2 separate regions of the Homo sapiens genome follow, and region 2 is linked to region 1. The links are chromatin loops, found by intact Hi-C in ENCODE. Cell type or tissue: heart right ventricle. All regions are shown on one strand. Each heading gives the region's core, and the rest is flanking DNA. Links, peaks and the distances in the headings are about the cores only. Region 1 holds the start of RFTN2 (raftlin family member 2). Region 2 overlaps RFTN2 (raftlin family member 2).

Evidence for each region. Hi-C counts contacts between places; a loop is a spot of excess contacts. Peaks named below come from ENCODE experiments on the same cell type or tissue, not always from the same donor. Only the 100,000 strongest peaks of a DNase experiment are listed, where the experiment ranks them.
Region 2: a loop joins it to region 1, with 2.6 times the contacts of the local background. A loop is called at or near these places in 9 of 110 quality-filtered maps.

What each region holds. Positions count from the first base shown.
Region 1 is chr2:197,671,078-197,680,600 of GRCh38, reverse strand. RFTN2 (raftlin family member 2) reads left to right here and starts at 5,014. Exons shown (of 9, transcript NM_144629.3): 1 at 5,014-5,281. The coding sequence starts at 5,143. In heart right ventricle, for the core only: no CTCF peak of the experiment used is centred there; a DNase peak (open chromatin) is centred at 4,799; H3K4me3 peaks cover 3,790 bases; H3K27ac peaks cover 3,910 bases.
Region 2 is chr2:197,617,759-197,627,281 of GRCh38, reverse strand. RFTN2 (raftlin family member 2) reads left to right here. Exons shown (of 9, transcript NM_144629.3): 6 at 9,361-9,482. Among named protein-coding and RNA genes, the nearest start is that of RFTN2, 53 kb to the left of the region's middle. RefSeq lists enhancers at 6,526-7,026, 7,483-7,987. In heart right ventricle, for the core only: no CTCF peak of the experiment used is centred there; no DNase peak of the experiment used is centred there; H3K27ac peaks cover 2,411 bases.

The DNA of each region.
Region 1 (9,523 bases), core at 2,788-7,787:
TTTTTTTTTTTTTTTGAAACGGTGTTTCACTCTTTTTGCCCAGGCTGCAGTGCAATAGTGCACTCTCGGCTCACCGCAACCTCCGCCTCCCAGGTTCAAGTGATTTTCCTGCCTCAGCTTCCTGAGTAGCTGGGATTACAGGCATGTGCCACCATGCCCATCTAATTTTGTATTTTTAGTAGAGACAGGATTTCTCCATGTTGGTCAGGCTGGTCTCAAACTCCTGACCACAGATGATCCACCCACCTTGGCCCCCCAAAGTGCTGGGATTACAGGTGTGAGCCACCGCGCCTGGCCTGTGCTACATTTTCATAAGTTTCCTTCATTCATTCAAGGACTAAGGGAGCCCATACTAGAGCACAGGCAAGAAGTGATAATACATCTCCATCATACCTAGCCAAATACAAACCTGCGCTTGGGGAAACTCTATTTACAATACAGAACTGAAAGCTGTCCCTGAAATCTGCATTGGCAGCAAACAAATATAATTCATTATAGAAAAAATGACCAGAATTAGAAGACATTTATTCCAAAATTTTATCCTAATTACTGTTAATATTTAATATATGATAAGCCTGAGGAAACATCATTGATGAAAGATTATGGAAACAAATGTGGTTGTGACAGTTGGATATCAGGCTGGAAGAGAAATGACTTGGATCTATAGCTTACCCTATATATTACCATTGCCAGGTGAATCAGAGTTAAAGCAATAAGGAGGAATGAATAAGTGGACCATAGAATTTTTAGGACAGTGAAACTACTCTGTGTAGCACTACAATGATGAATGCATGTCATTATACATTTGTCAATACTCATAGAATGTACACCTGAAGTGAACCCTAATGTCAGCTATGGACTTTGGGAGATAATGATGTGCTGATGTAAGTTCATCGATTGTAACAAATATGTCCCTCTGGTGGGATGGTGATAGTAGGGGAAGCTGTGCATGTGTGAAAATGGAGCATATGGGAATTCTCTGCTTTCTGTTCAATTTTGCTGTGAACCTAAAAATGCTCTTAAAAAAAGTATATTAATTTTTTAAAAACTAACAGAAAACAATATTTGTTCCAAAAAGAGAAATACACTAGTGAAGAGATGCAGATTATTCTTCAGGACACAAAGGAGAGGCAGAAAAAAATTTTTTTTTTTTTTGAAACAGAGCCTCACTCTGTTGCCCAGGCTGGAGTGCAGTGGTGCCATCTCGGCTCACTGCAAACTCCGCCTCCCAGGTTCAAGCAATTCTCATGCCTCAACCTCCCGAGTAGCTGGGACTATAAACATGCACCACCACACCTAATTTTTGTATTTTTTTTAGCAGAGATGGGGTTTCACCATGTTGCCCAGGATGGTCTGGAACTCCTGACCTCAAGTGATCTGCCCACCTCGGCCTCCCAAAGTGCTGGGATTATAGGTGTGAGTCACTGCACCCATCAGAGAAAAATTTTTGAATGCAAGTGTTTTTATATAAATATATAGGCATAAAAGATATAGGCAAAATATGTGGTAACAACTGATAAAACTTAAAATATATAAGATTGATACCTTAAACAGTTTTATGGCCAACCACATATTTAGATAAGTAATACACATGAGTTATTTAGCCATTAGAATGCATTTTCTCTGCTTATTGCTTCGTAACTGATTTCTTTGTCTTGAACTCCTGGCCTCAAGTGATCCTCCTGCCTTGGCCTCCCAAAGTGCTGGGATTACAGGCATGAACCACTGTGTCCATCCTCTAACTGGTTTCTTGTATGTAAACTACTTGACCATTTATGAAGTAGAATCTAAGTATTTAGGAAATAATCCAAAGTGAGGAAAAAAGTAACCCTTAGAAAAATCTTCACAGTAGAAGTTTGAAAATGACCAAAATGTTACTTGGTAAGCATTGTATTAATGCAGTGAAATCCCATGTAATTGTTAAAATAGCAGGAATGTGTGCCATATTGATAAATGAAAATGTTTTAAAAATATTGTAAGAGTCTAATTAAATTTTATTTTGTTAGAATTTGGAGGAGAAAATTACTTAAGTGATTGTTCAATTATGAACTTAAGAAACTATAGTTCCTTTTCCTAAAGGTAAAAATAATTCCTTAAGGACCTACTGATGTACCACATTCGTTCAGTCATCAGCTCTCTACTGGACTATTGCATTTACCCTCTTGACTGGTCTCCATTCTTGCTCTAAGTAAAACCATCTTCCTGAAATCAGCCACAGTAACCAATCTAAAAGGCAAACTGATATCACTTGCCTACTTCAGACTCCTCACTTGATTATTCCATTTGATTATTTGATTCACCTTTGTTGCCTACAAAATAAAGTCCAAATTCCCTTTGTATGGTAGACAAGTTCATTACAGCTTACCCCTTGCCTCCCTTACAGCTTAGTCTTTTCTCACTTTTTATGTTCTAGTAATTGTCAACTGTTTCGTGTTCCTTCGACATGCCATACTCTTTCATGATTCCATGATTTTGCTCATGCTTTTCTCTTCTGGCACATGCTACCCACCTTTCTTTATCACCTTAAAAATATTTATCCTTGAGGACAACTCAGACATCATCCTCCAGGCTGAGTTAGAGGCCCCATCTTGAGTTTCTATAGCATCTTTTGCATACTTTTATTTCAGCATCTACCAAATTACATTGAAATTATCTGCAGATAAGTTTGTATTCCCCATTACACTATAAGTTTCTTTAGGGCAGAGGGCATGTTTAATTATCTTTTGTACCAGCACCTAGTTCAGTGGCTGGAATATAGCATGCATTTAATAAATATAATGGGTACTTAAATAATCTTCCAGGCACTTCAGTAGATGCTAGTGACCTTCAAAGATTCCATTTCTGCCATACAGGACCTCACAGCCCACCATACCAAAGAGGATACGGAAAATGACAGGCATGAAAGTACTGTGAACAGTCAGATGAGTCACACTGGGTCAGAGTTGGCTGTCTTTTTAGTCAAATTGCTTACCACCGACAGTGCTCATCCTGGAGCATGAAAGACTGTGGAATTTTTCTCTAAGACTTTTCTGAGAAATAAAACATTTAAAGGCAAGGAGGCAGTAGGAAAAGAAAAAAGGTAATAGTGATCTATAAAATAAAGGATCCATCCCCCTTTTGAGAGTTTTCATGCTCAGGCTTCAATGTGATTGAAAAAATTTTTCAGGCTTGTATTCTCTAGAATCTCAACTGTGATAAGGGTTTATTTTGTAAATAATGGAAGCAGTGGCAGAATCACTTCCTTCCTATTCCTACTCCCAACCTGTTTTATAACGTACACGCATCAACAAATGTATTTTGTGCTATTAGCCAGGCCTAGTGTTAACATATGAGATAAGATTATCTCATTCAGCCTTCATAACAAGCCTATGTAGTAAGTACCATTTACAGGGGAGGAAGTTGAAACTTGAAGAGGTCAAGTAACTTGCCCAAGATTACATCTCTAGTAGGCCTAAGAAGCAGGATTTGAACCCAGGCAGCCTGATTCCAGGGCTCACAGTTTTGATGAGCGCACCATACTTCCTGACCTGTAAAGGGTAAAATACAATAAACGTTCATTACAATTGGTCCATTATAAATTATTCTTGACCTCCGGTAAATGGCAGTTTATAAGACTGAATGGCCCTGGTGCAGTGACTCACACCTGTAATCCCAGTACTTTGGGAAGCCGATCCAGAAGGATCACTTTAGCTGAGGATTTCAAAACCAGCCTGGGTGACATAGTGAGACCCTATCTCCACAAAAAAATACAAAAATGAGCCAGATGTGGTTGCATGTGATTCTGCCACTGCTTCCATTATTTACAAAATAAACCCTTATCACAGTTGAGATTCTAGAGAATACAAGCCTGAAAAATTTTTTCAATCACATTGAAGCCTGTGGTCTCAGCTACTTGGGAAGCTGAGGTGGGAAGATGGCTTGAGCCCGGGAGGTCGAGGCTGAAGTGAACCATGATTTTGCCACTGCACTCTAGCCTAGGTGACAGGCAAGACCACATCTCAAAAAAAAAAAAATTAAATGAATCAAGTTGTCAGTTTTGTTTTATTTTTTAATTAAGGATACTTTGAGACCTATAGAAGTATTAGTTGCTATCATAAGCCTTCTAATAGTAGAGTGTTTTAAACTATTTAAGGATGTTGGGGAAACTAATTACACACATAACTGTCTCTCCTTTGCAATTAAGTAAAGTCTTTTTTATAAAAATATTTTAATATAAATTTTTTATACTTTGCTGTTTTAATTAGCATATGATTTTTTCCAACAGAAAGAAACTTCATATGGAAAGAAATCCTCAAAAGTACTAACTAAAGACTTAAAGGGCTGTTTTTTTAAACTTTACTTTCCTCCTTTTAGACTCCAGAAATAGTTTCCTCATAAAGCTGACTTCCTTTCTGGAAATGATTTTTGTTTCTAAATATGTTGAGAATCCACTCTTTTCATTTTTCTCTTTCTTTCTTTCTCTCTCTCTCTTTCACTCTCTCTCTCTCTTTTTCCCTCTCTCTCTCTGTCTCTCTCTCCACCCCCCTACTGCCTCTCTCTCTCTCTCTCCTTTTTCTTTCTTGGTAGTAGTTGAGAGGAAGGAGGGTAGGCGCAGGACAGAGAGGAGAGGGAAAACAGAAAAAGAATTGTGTGCCACTATGTCTGAATATATCTTCTACTTGTAGATAATTACATCCAAGTTGCCCTTTTGCCTTTTTATTTCCGTTTTTGGACACCTCTTTTTATCATCCAGCCAACTGGAATAGACAAAGCACCGCTGGTGCCCTGAGCGACAGAACTCTGGTAGGGGGCTGGCTGTAAATTGACGTGGCATGGAAATTCTCCGCTAAGTTGTAGCAGCTTGCATGTTTCTCTAAGATCAAGCCCAGCCTCCTGGAGCTGTAGCTTAATCATGGGTTCAATGACTTTACAGAAAAATGGATAGAAAAATTCTTCAACTCCTTTCTTTGGACCCAGATGGTTTTTTTTGGGTTTTTTTTTTTTTTTTGGTTTTTGCTTTTTTTTTTTTTTTTGGTTATCTATAGTTTAGCTGAAAACAAAATCAAAGCAGTTAAGTCTGTAACTTTCTTTTTGCAGCTTAAACAACAGAATTTGCTGCTCTCCCTCCCCTTTCCTGCAATTTAATTCCTTACAGATTTTGCCATGGGGTGCGGACTTAGAAAGCTAGAAGACCCTGATGATAGCAGCCCTGGAAAAATATTTTCTACCCTGAAGAGACCGCAAGTGGAAACAAAGACAGAATTTGCTTACGAATATGTATTGCTGGATTTTACTCTACAAGGTACTTTTTGCTTCTATTTTGTTTGTTAAATGTTTCAGAGATGAGACTACTAGTCATTTTTAAGTGTTGACTTAATAAATTTTTAAACTGTTCTTCATAATGAGATTGTATATTCAAACAATAATGCTTCGCTTCTTAATTATACTTTGTAAGATTTTTGTTTTGTTGATTGCTTCGTATTTTGGTAACATGGCTCATATGTACCTTCTAAAATTAGGGAAATTGCTTGGAAATACTTCTTTCATTTTTAAATCAAATACTTATTTATAGAAGGATTTATGAAAAATGCTTGATTTCCAGGACAAATAGCTATATAGCCTTAGTGACAGTTTGTATTTTGAAAAAGATTTGAAAATCACAATAAGGTATTATGTAGTAAATATTACTTGCATCATATCGTGGAAGAGTGTTTGCTAAGACAATTCTGAGGCTTCCAATTGTGTTAGACTCTGTGATTATGGTAGTCATTTGATATTTTTGACCAAACTAAACTATAAGTTTTGAAAATGTAGTTAAAAAAAAAAAAAAGATAGCCTTCTGTAAGACACTTCCTTTGCTCAGTGCCCTGTCCCTAACAGAGAAACTCTCTGTTCCAGAAAGTTGGAAACACAAATAAACAAGCCCAGATGGCAGCTCTGTGGAAGGAATCGAGGTGGCTCGATTTCACAAATACTTTGCCTCATTTCTTTTGGAAACTTTAGAGTACTGTACAACTGCACAGACAAAGCAGCTTTTTAAAAAAGCTATATCTTTAATTATGAAGTAGTAAAAATGAAATTTAGAGTGCTTTGCTTGCTGTTAAAGTTATCAGATATTAGTAAAATTCTTATTATAGTTATATTTTTAATTCTAATGAGCCACACATTTTATCAATTCACAAAAAGTTTATACTAAATTATCATGTTGAATATTATCTTAATTTTTTTCCAAATTTTTTGTTTACACACATTCTTTTCTTTTTTTTTTTTTTTTTTTTTTTTGCTTTGCTCTAGAAACAGTGCATCTTTGTGCAAGAAGCAAGAGCAGCCCATTTTTCTTTGTCAAAAATTAAGCTGGCCAGCAAACAAACTCCCTTCCAGGGACATACACAAAATCTGTACATAGACTTTTAACATGTTCATATCCTATTTTTGTTTAAAGCTAAGGCTACCAAAAGAAAAAAATTAATATTCTTAATTTCTTAATTTTCTTTTAAATTATGAATGTTAAAAATGGATTAAGATAATAGCAATTATCAGAGAAGTAACCAAACAACCGTTTGAATTTTTTCTATACTTTTTCAAAAACCTTCATTTGAGAAAATATTTGTAATGTGGTGCTATGTTCACACCATTGATTTTCCTCATCAATTTTTTTTTAGGACTCGTTTCTGTACATCCATAGGAGACAGACACATACTCTCCTTAACCTTGAAACACTGTGTATTCATGAATTTAGGTCAGAACCATTTTGATCTGTACTTTAGGATTCTCTGCACAACCCATTGTAGGATCATAGGGTTTAAAGTAACTTGAAAAGTTTTTCTGATTCATTTCCTTCCAACAATGTTAACATCTCAAACAAATTTGTATAAATGCAGTCATCCTTGAATCAGAAAGATCTGCAGCTTTATTCAAAAGTCACTTGGGTTTTGTTATTCTCAGAAGCCCTTCTCTCTGTGAAAGGAGTATAATTTCTACCTTCCACTCTAGGTGCTTAGAAGAGATAACAGAGTATTACACTGTAAAAGTTTAAGTATGGGCAGAGTGTGCAAATGTTAACACATAAAGCAGGCACATACTTTAAAGCTGCACCTGGATCCTATTTGGTACAGGCGCCTAGTCTCCTGGTGCCCCATTGCGCTCCAATTTTTCCCCATGTTTTTGTTTTAGTTTTTTCTTTGTTTCTGTCTTCCCCATTGCCTTTGCTTCAGAAGCCAGGACTCAGCATCAGCCCAACTCCGCAAACTACCTTCCAGGTCATAGTTTCCCTGCTGCTCTTCTGTTGTCTCTGACCTCCGGCTGCCACTCCAGTGTATATAGGAGTGGGTCATGGGTGGGTTAAAACATGCCAGCTTTCTGTTTGGCACCGGTAATTCTGTCCTGGGTTGCTGGGAGGAGGCTTGAATAGTGGCACCTCCTGCCTGTCAGAGGCCACCATGGAATGAGCAACCTTTCAGGAAATAAAATGGCCTGGTGACAGCTGTGTGTGCTCATGATGAGCCTGTCTCTTACATTATTTTCCTCTGTTTTTTCCAAATAGAGGCCATGGCACAGAAAGTAGATCCAATGGGGGCAGGAGGAGGAGACCCTCTGAAAATCCACAGTGCCCTGTCCTGCATTATGGTGGTTATAACTTTCTAGAACAACTTATTTATTTTCCATTCAATTATATATCACTTTCAAAGCTCCACCCAGAAAACAAAACAACTTACACCTCCCATTCTCTCCTTATCTCTCTGTCTCTGTCTCTCTCCCTCTCCCTTCCCCACACTTTTCTTTTTCTTTTTGGCCTTTGAATCATTATTTACATCTCTATAGGAGAAATCATAGCATAGACTTGAAGCATACAAAACTCTGGAGTCATAGTTTTGGGGTCCTGAATCTAGGCTGAAAACTGTGGCAAATTTGTAAATGTTGCTCTATCTCAGTTTCCTCATCTATAAAATGGGTATTCTCATGGTGCTGACGTCACAGAGTTGTTTTAAGGATCAAAGGACCTAATATAAGATGATCTACTTGGAAAGGTATCTGGCAGTTAGTAAGCACTTGATAAAGATTAACTGTTATGATCCTTCCTCTGAGAATACCCTCTGTCTCCACATTCCTCCTTTAAACCCAGCTCCTGCAGGATGCTTTTTGACCAACCTATTGAGGTCATTAAAATAATTCCTGCATTTCCCCTCTGATACATAATCATCAAGTATTGGTTACTTATATGTTCTCTTCAAAGGTTCATACACATTTTTCTTATTCTGGCCATAAAATTATTAGTTTGTGCAACTACAACTCGACAAATGTGTTTGGAGTAGCTCCTGATTGCGCTGCTATGCTGGGTATCTTAGGTACTATAAAAGAAATAAAACACATAGCCCCTTCTTTCAAGAAATTTAAAGTTTCATCTAGGTAGGCCGAATTTTTCTGGAACTTTATGCCAAGTCTACCAACTGCACTAATGAGGTTTTGGTAAAATGTTTATATTTTTCTGGATTATTGTATAGTAATGATTTCTTTCACTGTATTATGATAAAGTAACAATTCATTATTCCTGCTTATTAGTGAAAATTCAAAATAGTCTAGAGATTTCTTATAGTATATCCATTTATATGTGTTTATGAGAGCATATGATGTATGTATATGAGTATGTTACAGGGTTTCTTAACAAAAAGTTAAAATAACTCTACAAGTGATCCAAAAGGATTAATTTACCTCCTTGTATAATTCCAGGAAACAATCTGAATAATAGTAGCCTTAAGAATTTTTACAGCATTTATAGCTTTATGAGTAAAAAGAGGTTCTACAATACTAAAACCCAACAGAAAATTGGATGGTAGCTTCCTTATCTGAATTTCTGGTAGAATTACATAAAATGTGAGTGAAATTTTGCTAGCCTCTAGCTTGCTTCATTATTATTAGAACAAGAAATTCTATTTGTCTTTCATCATCACCATTAACAGGAATTGTACTCTGTAAAAAATGCTGATTAGCATTGGAAATATAAAAAAGAATAAGACAGTTTCTGCCCTCGGATATTTTGTATTCAACTCGGTCAAACTGGACAAGGTCATGAACTCATCAAGGTTAGGAATTATATCATCTCCATCTTTGTACACCCTGTGTCCAGCACGATGTTTGGAATATGAGTGATGGTCAATATTCTTTGTTGAATGAGTGAATGAACAAAAAATTACAATACAAGGTACATGTGGAGGAAATAGTGTGCTACAACAAGTATCAGAAAAAGGAGAAATCAATTTTGAGTAGGATCAGTTGGAACTAGAGTTAGGACTTTAACTGACCCTTGAAGAAAGTGGCTTAAACAGAAAAAGATTAAGAGATTGGAGTAAGTTCAAGGGCTGGTGAACAGAGCAGTGAGCTAAAGGAGGTTTTCTAGGGAGGAAGCAGGAAGTAAGATTCTAAACTGATGGGAAATGGGAAGGTTCTGGCTTAGCCAGGGAGTTAAGACCTAATTCTATGGAAGATAAATGGCAGTAAAGGCTTTTTGAACAAGTAGTTGATAGATGCAGAAGAGTGTTTTAAGAAG
Region 2 (9,523 bases), core at 2,810-7,809, 53 kb after region 1:
GGTCCCCTCTGAGAAGGCAGCAATCACACTGAGACTGGGCAGCTGGAGAGGAGCAGACCTGTGAGAACCAGAGGTAGGCCATTCTAGGCCGGAGAAACACATCTAAATGTACAAAGACCTTAGGGCAGGAAAGAGGAACTGGGAAAAGGTCTGTGTTTCTGGAGCAAGGCAAGCAACAGTATGGCTCTGGACACAATGGAAGAGGTAGGCAGCAGCCAGTCCCTACAGGGTCCTAAACAGGAAGAATGCAATGACAGCAGCTAACATCTATTTTGTACTTGCTATACACCAGCGTTGTGCTAAGCATTTTGCATTCATTAACTCATTTAGTCCCCACAGCAACCTGTGAGGTAAAGATGATTATGGCTGGGCATGGTGGCTCACGCCTGTAATCCCAGCACTTTGGGAGGCTGGGGTGGGCGGATTACGAGGTCAGGAGTTTGAGACCAGCCTGGCCAACGTAGTGAAACCCCGTCTCTACTAAAAATACAAAAAATGTGCTGGATGTGGTGGCGGGCGCCTATAGTCCCAGCTACTCAGGAGGCTGAGGCAAGAAAATCGCTTGCCAGGAGGCAGAGGTTGCAGTGAGCCGAGATCACACCACTGCACTCTAGCCCAGGCGACAGTGCAAGACTCCGTCTCAAAAAAAAAAAAAAAAAAAAAAGAAGATTATTCCTTTTTTTTATTTTAACTTTATTTATTTATTTATTTATTTATTTGTAGATGGGGTCTCACTGTCACCCAGGCTGGAGTGCAAGGGCACAATCATAGTTCACTGTAGCCTTGAACTCCTGGGCCGAGGCAATCCTCCCACCTCAGCCTCCCGAGTAACCAGGACTATATGCACGCCACCACACCCAGCTAATTTTTTAAATTTTTTTGTAGACATGGTCTCGCTTTGCTGCCCAGGTTGGTCTCAAACTCCTGGCTTCAAGTGATCCTCCAGCTTTGGCCTCCCAAAGTGCTGGGATTCCAGGTGTGAGCCATCGTGCCAGGCCATGCTTATTCTCCTTTTACATATGAAGGAACTGAAGCACAGAGATTTTACATAAGGTGCCTGCATTCACACAACTAGAAAGTGGTAGAGCCACCTAGATGGAGTGTGTGCTTTTACCAAGATATTTATTCCAATTCATTCATTAAAGATTTAAACAGGGAGTCATAATCTCATTTGCAATTTTTAAAGAATTTCTAGCAAGGTGCGGTGGCTCACGCTTGTAATCCCAGCACTTTGGGAGGCCAAGGCAGGTGGATCACTTGAGGTCAGGAGTTCAAGACTAGCCTGGCCAACACGGCAAAACGCTGTCTCTATTAGAAATGCAAAAATTAGCCGGGCATGGTGGGTGCCTGTAGTTCCAGCTACTCAGGAAGCTGAGACAGGAAAATCTCTTGAACCTGGGAGGTGGAGGTTGCAGTGAGCCGAGATCACACCACTGCACTGCACTGGGCAGTGCAGCCTGGGCAACAGAGTGAGACTCCATCTCAAAAAAAGAAGAAAGGAAAGGAAAAGAGAGGAGAGAAAAGAGAAGGGAGGGGAGAGGAGGGGAGGGGAAGGGAGGGGAGGAGAGGAGAGGAGAGGAGAGGAGAGGAGAGGAGAGGAGAGGAGAGGAGAGGAGAGAGGAATTTCTTTGCCCTCATTATGAGAAATGGATCACAGAGGGCAAGAGTGGAAGTGTGGTGGGGAGGCTGTTAAGAGGCTGTTGCAGTGCTCCCTAGAGAGATGATGGTGGAGATGGAAAGAAGTGGATAGGCTAAGATTCTTTTTAGAGTTACCATATGTGCCTGCCCTCTACTTCAAAGATGCTCCCGGGCCCACCTCTGGGCAGTTGAATACCAAAAATGACAGGGGAACCAAAAAAACTAAAATGGAGTGTTACCTCTCTGCACCTTTACAGGAATGTCAATATCATATCCAGCTAAAAGACAAGACATGTCCAGAAAAGTAAACCATTCCCTGGGAGCCCTTCAAACATGTGCTTTTCAAACCAGGGTTCAAGTACCCTCAGGATATTCAGCCTTGTGCCAAGGAGTACACAAGTTCACAAGTTTGCAGAATATAACTCTTCCTGGAGTGTCAATATTACTTTAAGATTGAGTGGCTTTTATGTAAGATGAATATATTTGAAAAGAATGGGCCAGCACAGTGGTTCATGCCTGTAGTCCCAGTACTTTGGGAGGCCAAGGTGGGAGAATCCCTGGGGGCCTGGAGTTTGAGACCAGCCTGATGGTAGAGGGTCTTGCCTCTGTGTTGATGGTGGCTGACTGATCAGGGTGGTGGTTGCTGAAGGTTGGGGGTGGCTGTAGCAATTTCTAATTTAATTTTTTTCTCTTTGGGGATAGAGTCTCGCCCTGTCACCCAGGCTGGAGCACAGTGATGTGATCTCAGCTCACTGCAACCTCCGCCTCCCAGGTTCAAGCAATCTTCCCACGTTGGCCTCTTGGGTAGCTGGGACCAAGGTGTGCACCACCACACTGGCTATTTTTTTAGAGACAGGATCTCACTATGTTGCCCAGGCTGGTCTTGAACTCCTGAACTCAAGTGATCCACCTGCCTCAGCCTCCCAAAGTGCTGGGATTACAGCATGAGCTACTGCGCCTGGCCAGCTGTGGCAATTTCTTAAAATAATACAATGAAATTTGCTGCATCAATTGGCTCTTTCTTTTTTTTTTTTTTTTTTTTTTTTGAGACAGAGTCTCGCTCTGTCGCCCAGGCTGGAGTGCTGTGGTGAGATCTTGGCTCACTGCAAGCTCCGCCTCCCGGGTTCACGCCATTCTCCTGCCTCAGTCTCCCGAGTAGCTGGGACTACAGGCTCACGCCACCACGCCCGGCTAATTTTTTGTATTTTTAGTAGAGATGGGTTTCACCGTGTTAGCCAGGATGGTCTCCATCTCCCGACCTTGTGATCCGCCCACCTCAGCCTCCCAAAGTGCTGGGATTACAGGCATGAGTCACCGCGCCACGCCAGCTCTTTCTTTCACAAAATTTCTCTCTAGCATATGATGCTGTTTGACGGCATTTTAACCACAGTAGAACTTCTTTCAAAATGGGAGTCAATCCTCTCAAACCCTCCAATTGCTTTATCGCCTAAATTTATTTAATATTCTAAATCCTTCATTGTCATTTCAACAATGTTCACAGCATCTTCACCAGGAGTAGATTCCATTTTAAGAAACCATTTTCTAGACTGGGCACTGTAGCTCACACCTGTAATCCCAGCACTTTGGGAGGCCGAGGCGGGAGGATCACTTGAGGTCAGGAGTTCGAGACCACCCTAGCCAACATGGTGAAACCCTATCTCTACTGAAAACACAAAAATTTGCCAGCCGTGGTGGCTCAGACCTGTAATCCCAGCACTTTGGGAGACCGAGGCAGGTGGATCACTTGAGGTCAGTAGTTCGAGACCAGCCTGACCAACATGGTGAAACCCTGTCTCTACTAAAAATACAAAATTAGCCAGACGTAGTGACACGCCTGTAATTCCAGCTACTCAGGAGGCTGAGGCAGGAAAATTACTTGAACCCGGGAGGCAGAGGTTGCAGTGAGCCAAGATCATGCCATTGCACTCCAGCCTGGGCAACCAAAGCAAAACTCTGTCTCAAAAATAAATAAATAAATAATAAATTAAAATGCAAAAATTAGCCTGGCATGGTGGTGCACGCCTGCGGTCCCAGCTACTCAAGAGGCTGAAGCACAAGAATCAGTTGAACCTGGGAAGTGGAGGTTGCAGTGAGCTGAGATCGTGCCACTGCACTCCAGCCTGGGAAACAGAGTGAGACTCCATCTCAAAAAAACAACAACAACAAAAAAGAAAGAAACCACTTTCTTTGCTCATCCATAAGAAGCAACTCATCCATTCAGGTTTTACTACGAGATTGCAGCAATTTAGTCTCCATTTTTAGGCTCCACTTCTAATTCTGGCTTTCTCATTATTTTCACTACATCTGCAATTACTTTCTCCACTGAAGTCTTGAGCCCCTCAAAGTCATCCATGAAAATTGGAGTCAACCTCTTTCAAACTCCTGTTCATGTTGATATTTTGGCCTCCTCCCATGAATCATAAATGTTCTTAATGGCATCTAGAATAGTGAATCCTTTCCAGAAGGTTTTAATTTATTTTGCCCAGATCCATCAGAGGAATCACTATCTATGGCAGCTATAGCCTTACAAAATGTATTTCTTAAATATATGACTTGAAAGTCAAAATGGCTCCTTGATCCATGGGCTGCAGAATGGATGTTGTGTTAGCAGGCATGAAAACATTAATCTTCTTGTATATCTTCATCAGAGCTGTTAGGTGACCAAGTACATTGTCAATAAGCATAATATTTTGAAAGGCATCTTTTTTTCTGAGCAGTAGGTCTGAATAGTGGGCTTAAAATATTCAGTAACCCTTGCTATAAACAGATGTGCTGTCATCCAGCCTTTGTTTTCCATGTCTAGATCACAGGCAGAGTAGATTTAGCATAATTCTTAAGGGCCCTAGGATTTTTGGAATAGTAAATGAGCATTGGCTTCAACTTAAAGTCACCAGCTGCATTAGTCCCTAACAAGAGAGTCAGCGTGTCCTACGAAGCTTTGAAGCCAGGCATTGACTTCTCCTCTCTAGCAATGAAAGTCCTGGATGACGTCTTCCACTGTAAGGTTGTTTTACTGACGCTGAAAATCTATAGTTTTAGGCCAGGCGCAGTGGCTCACGCCTGTAATCCCAACACTTCGGGAGGCTGAGGAGGTTGGATCATTTGAGGTCAGGAGTTCGAGATCAGCCTGGCTAAAATGGTGAAACCCCGCCTCTACTAAAAATACAAAAATTAGCTGGGTTTGGTGGTGTGTGCCTATAATCTGAGCTACTTGGAAGGCTGAGGCAGGAGAATTGCTTGAGCCTGGGGAGGTAGAGGTTGCAGTGAGCCAAGATCATGCCACCGCACCCCAGCCTGAGTGAAAGAGTGAGACCTTGTCTCAAAATAAATAAATAAATAATAAATAAAAATCTGTAGTTTTGTGCAGCCACCTTTATCTATTCTCTTAGCTGGATCTTCTAGATAACTTGCTGCAGCTTCTACATTAGCACTTGCTCCTTCACCTTGCAATTTTATGTTATGGAGACAGCTTCTTTCCTTAAACTTCATGAACCAACCTCTGTTGGCTTCCAACTTTTCTTCCACAGCTTCCTCACCTCTCTCAGCCTTCATAGAATGGAAGAGAGTTAGGATCTTGCTCTGGATTAGGCTTTGGCTTAAGGGACTGCTTGTGGCTGCTTTGATCTTCTATCCAGACCACTAAAACTGTCTCCATCATCGAGAAGTCTGTTTTGCTTTCTTATCATTCATTCACTTTTATTTTCCTTCAAGAACTTTTCCCTTACATTCACAATTTGGCTAACTGACACAAGAGGCCTAGTTTACCGCCTGTCTCAGCTTTGACATGTCTTCCTCACTAAGCTTAATAATAATTCCCAGCTTTCGATTTAAAATGAGAAACTTGTGACTCTTCTTTTCACTTGAACACCTAGAGGCTATTTCGGGGTTATTAATTGGCCTAATTTCAGGGAATGGGGGCCTCGAGAAGAGGGAGAGAGATGGGGGAAGGGCCAGTCAGTGGAGCAGTCAGAACCCCCACAACGTTTATCAGTTAAATTCACCATTTTATATGGGCATGGTTCCCGGTGGCCCAAAACAATTACAATAGTAACATCAAAGATCATTGATCACAGACCACCATAACAGATAGAATAATAATGAAAAAGGTTGAAATATTGCAAGAATTACTAAAATGTGACACCAACACATGAAGTGAGTACACACCTTTGGAAAAATGGCACTAATAGACTTGTTCAATGCAGGATTGCCACAAACCTTCAATTTGAAAAAAAAAAAAAAAAACCGGTATCTGCAAAACACAGTAAAGCAAAGCACAATAAAGCAAGGTGGGACTGTGCTAGTGCCTCCCAATATTGAGAGCAAGAAAACACACCTGGAGCCACAAAGCCCAGAGTTTTCACATTATATAATCCCAAAGTAAGAAAGAAGGAGATTATAATTAACTATGTAATTATCACAGGATACAACTAATTTTAAAACACATACCTCTAAAAGGGAACTTGGGGCATGCACAATTGTAGATGATCTAGTGATGCCCTAAACTTTCAATCAGAAACAAATTTGATTCCACTGGTCACTTCAGTGTGACAGTAAATAAGTACACTTAAAGGAAATGAAATAGACACTGTAATTAGAAAACCAGCTTGAACTAGGAAACTAAACTTCACTGGGTTTTTTGTTTGTTTTTCATTTTTCTGTTTTGTTTTGTTTTGTTTTTGAGATGGAGTCTTGCTCTGTCACCCAGGCTGAAGTACAATGGCACGATCTCGGCTCACCGCAATCTCCCCCTCCCGGGTTCAAGCGATTCTCCTGCCTCTGCCTCCCGAGTAGCCAGGATTACAGGCATGCGCCACCATGCCCAGCTAATTTTGTATTTTTAGTAGATATGGGTTTTTTCCATGTTGGTCAGGCTGGTCTCAAACTCCCTACCGCAGGTGATCTGCCTGCCTCGGCCTCCCAAACTGTTGGGATTACAGGCGTGAGCCACTGCGCCCAGCCTACTGGGTTCTTGGGAACCACTCTGAACAATGCAAATTCTTCATGGTGTTCTGCCCTAACCATGAATTATGTCAAAAAAATAATAATAATGATTTATCTCTTAAAATTTATAGCCTGATAATGAAAATTAAAACAGAAAATTACATTAAAATTACTTTTGTCTTTTTTATCTTTAAGCTTAAAAGATCCTTTGAAAAGTTTGCAGGCCTTTAGAATTTAGAGAGCTGTCAACCAGGGAAACTTTAATGTGACATTGTGCTACACAAAAACCGAAATGTTTAAGCAGCACATGACCATGGGAAAAATGTCTCCTATAGCAAAATAGGAGACAAAAGAACTTCCATAAAATCAGTTTGTGTAGGCCAGCTGGTTATTGTCAACTATTCAAGAAAAAGTCAGAGAGGCCCTCCCTTAAAACTTCCTTCCCAGCAGGAATTCTTTTGACAATGACTTCTGTTTAGGGTCTTCCTGTCCCTGTTTTTCTTATTTTTTTTTTTAACCCATCATTGAGGTAAAGAATTGTTCTGTGTTTAGGTCTTTTGAAGTAATCTTACCTAGCATTAATTTTAATATTATGTCTTTAATTTCAAATATTAACAGTTTTATGCTGTTTCTCTTAATGGTTATAATTAACATGCATACAACGTATAGATCCGAAACCAAATTTTGATTTCAAAATGAAGATCACATCCAGATGCCTTTTAGATTGATTTTCCACTCGCTTCTCACTGTGCCACACTATTTTACCTTGTTTTTGCTATTGTAGTTTTTATATGTATAGTTGGATTTTAATTCAGTGAAGTAAAAAAAAAAAAAAAAGTGTTGCTCTTTGGGGAGAAAGAAAAACTTTCCAAGAGGAGGAGGAGATTATTGATTCAGCCAAAACAAATGTTTTTTTTTAATTTTATTTTATTTTATTATTGTTATTATTATTTTTTTTTTTTAATTGATCATTCTTGGGTGTTTCTCGCAGAGGGGGATTTGGCAGGGTCACAGGACAATAGTGGAGGGAAGGTCAGCAGATAAACAAGTGAACAAAGGTCTCTGGTTTTCCTAGGCAGAGGACCCTGCGGCCTTCCGCAGTGTTTGTGTCCCTGGGTACTTGAGATTAGGGAGTGGTGATGACTCTTAAGGAGCATGCTGCCTTCAAGCATCTGTTTAACAAAGCACATCTTGCACCGCCCTTAATCCATTCAACCCTGAGTGGATACAGCACATGTTTCAGAGAGCACAGGGTTGGGGGTAAGGTCACCAATCAACAGGATCCCAAGGCAGAAGAATTTCTCTTAGTACAGAACAAAATGAAAAGTCTCCCATGTCTACCTCTTTCTACACAGACACGGCAACCATCCGATTTCTCAATCTTTTCCCCACCTTTCCCCCCTTTCTATTCTACAAAACCGCCATTGTCATCATGGCCCGTTCTCAATGAGCTGTTGGGTACACCTCCCAGACGGGGTGGTGGCCGGGCAGAGGGGCTCCTCACTTCCCAGTAGGCGCAGCCGGGCAGAGGCGCCCCTCACCTCCCGGATGGGGGGCTGACCCCCCCCACCTCCCTCCCGGACGGGGCGGCTGGCCGGGCAGAGGGGCTCCTCACTTCCCAGTAGGGGCGGCCGGGCAGAGGCACCCCTCACCTCCCGGACAGGGCGGCTGGCCGGGCAGGGGGCTGACCCCCCCACCTCCCTCCCTCCCGGATGGGGCGGCTGGCCGGGCGGGGGGCTGACCCCCCCACCTCCCTCCCGGACGAGGTGGCTGCCGGGCAGAGACGCTCCTCACTTCCCAGACGGGGTGGCTGCTGGGCGGAGGGGCTCCTCACTTCTCAGACGGGGCGGCTGCCGGGCGGAGGGGCTCCTCACTTCTCAGACGGGGCGGTTGCCAGGCAGAAGGTCTCCTCACTTCTCAGACGGGGCGTCCGGGCAGAGACGCTCCTCACATCCCGGACGGGGCGGCAGGGCAGAGGTGCTCCCCACATCTCAGACGATGGGCGGCCGGGCAGAGACGCTCCTCACTTCCCAGATGTGATGGCGGCCGGGAAGAGGCGCTCCTCACTTCCTAGATGGGATGGTGGCCGGGCAGAGACACTCCTCACTTTCCAGACTGGGCAGCCAGGCAGAGGGGCTCCTCACATCCCAGACGATGGGCGGCCAGGCGGAGACGCTCCTCACTTCCCAGACGGGGTGGCGGCCGGGCAGAGGCTGCAATCTCGGCACTTTGGGAGGCCAAGGCAGGCTGCTGGGAGGTGGAGGTTGTAGCGAGCCGAGATCATGCCACTGCACTCCAGCCTGGGCACCATTGAGCACTGAGTGAACGAGACTCCGTCTGCAATCCCGGCACCTCGGGAGGCCGAGGCTGGCGGATCACTCGCGGTTAGGAGCTGGAGACCAGCCCGGCCAACACAGCGAATCCCCGTCTCCACCAAAAAAATACGAAAACCAGTCAGGCGTGGCGGCGCGCGCCTGCAATCGCAGGCACTCGGCAAGCTGAGGCAGGAGAATCAGGCAGGGAGGTTGCAGTGAGCCGAGATGGCAGCAGTACCGTCCAGCTTCGGCTGGGCATCAGAGGGAGACCGTGGAAAGAGAGGGAGAGGGAGACCGTGGGGAGAGGGAGAGGGAGAGGGAGAGGGGGAGGGGGAGGGGGCAACAAATGTTTTTTAATTGAAATGTTTTTCCTTCAGTTTCCTATATGAGTTATTTAAGGATTTAGATGGTTTTATGAGCCACTTAGTATTTACAACCCTTCTTAATTGTACCCTCTTCCTCACAGGGGAACATTTGCCTAAATCTTTGGAAGGATTTTTTATCTATGAAGAAGAAGGTTCTGGAGTTCCAGGTTCTAGTAGGAAAGGAAATGATGCCATCGTAGTAGAACAATGGACTGTTATTGAGGTGAGCTGCAGTTTTCTGACAATTTAGCTTTACATATATAA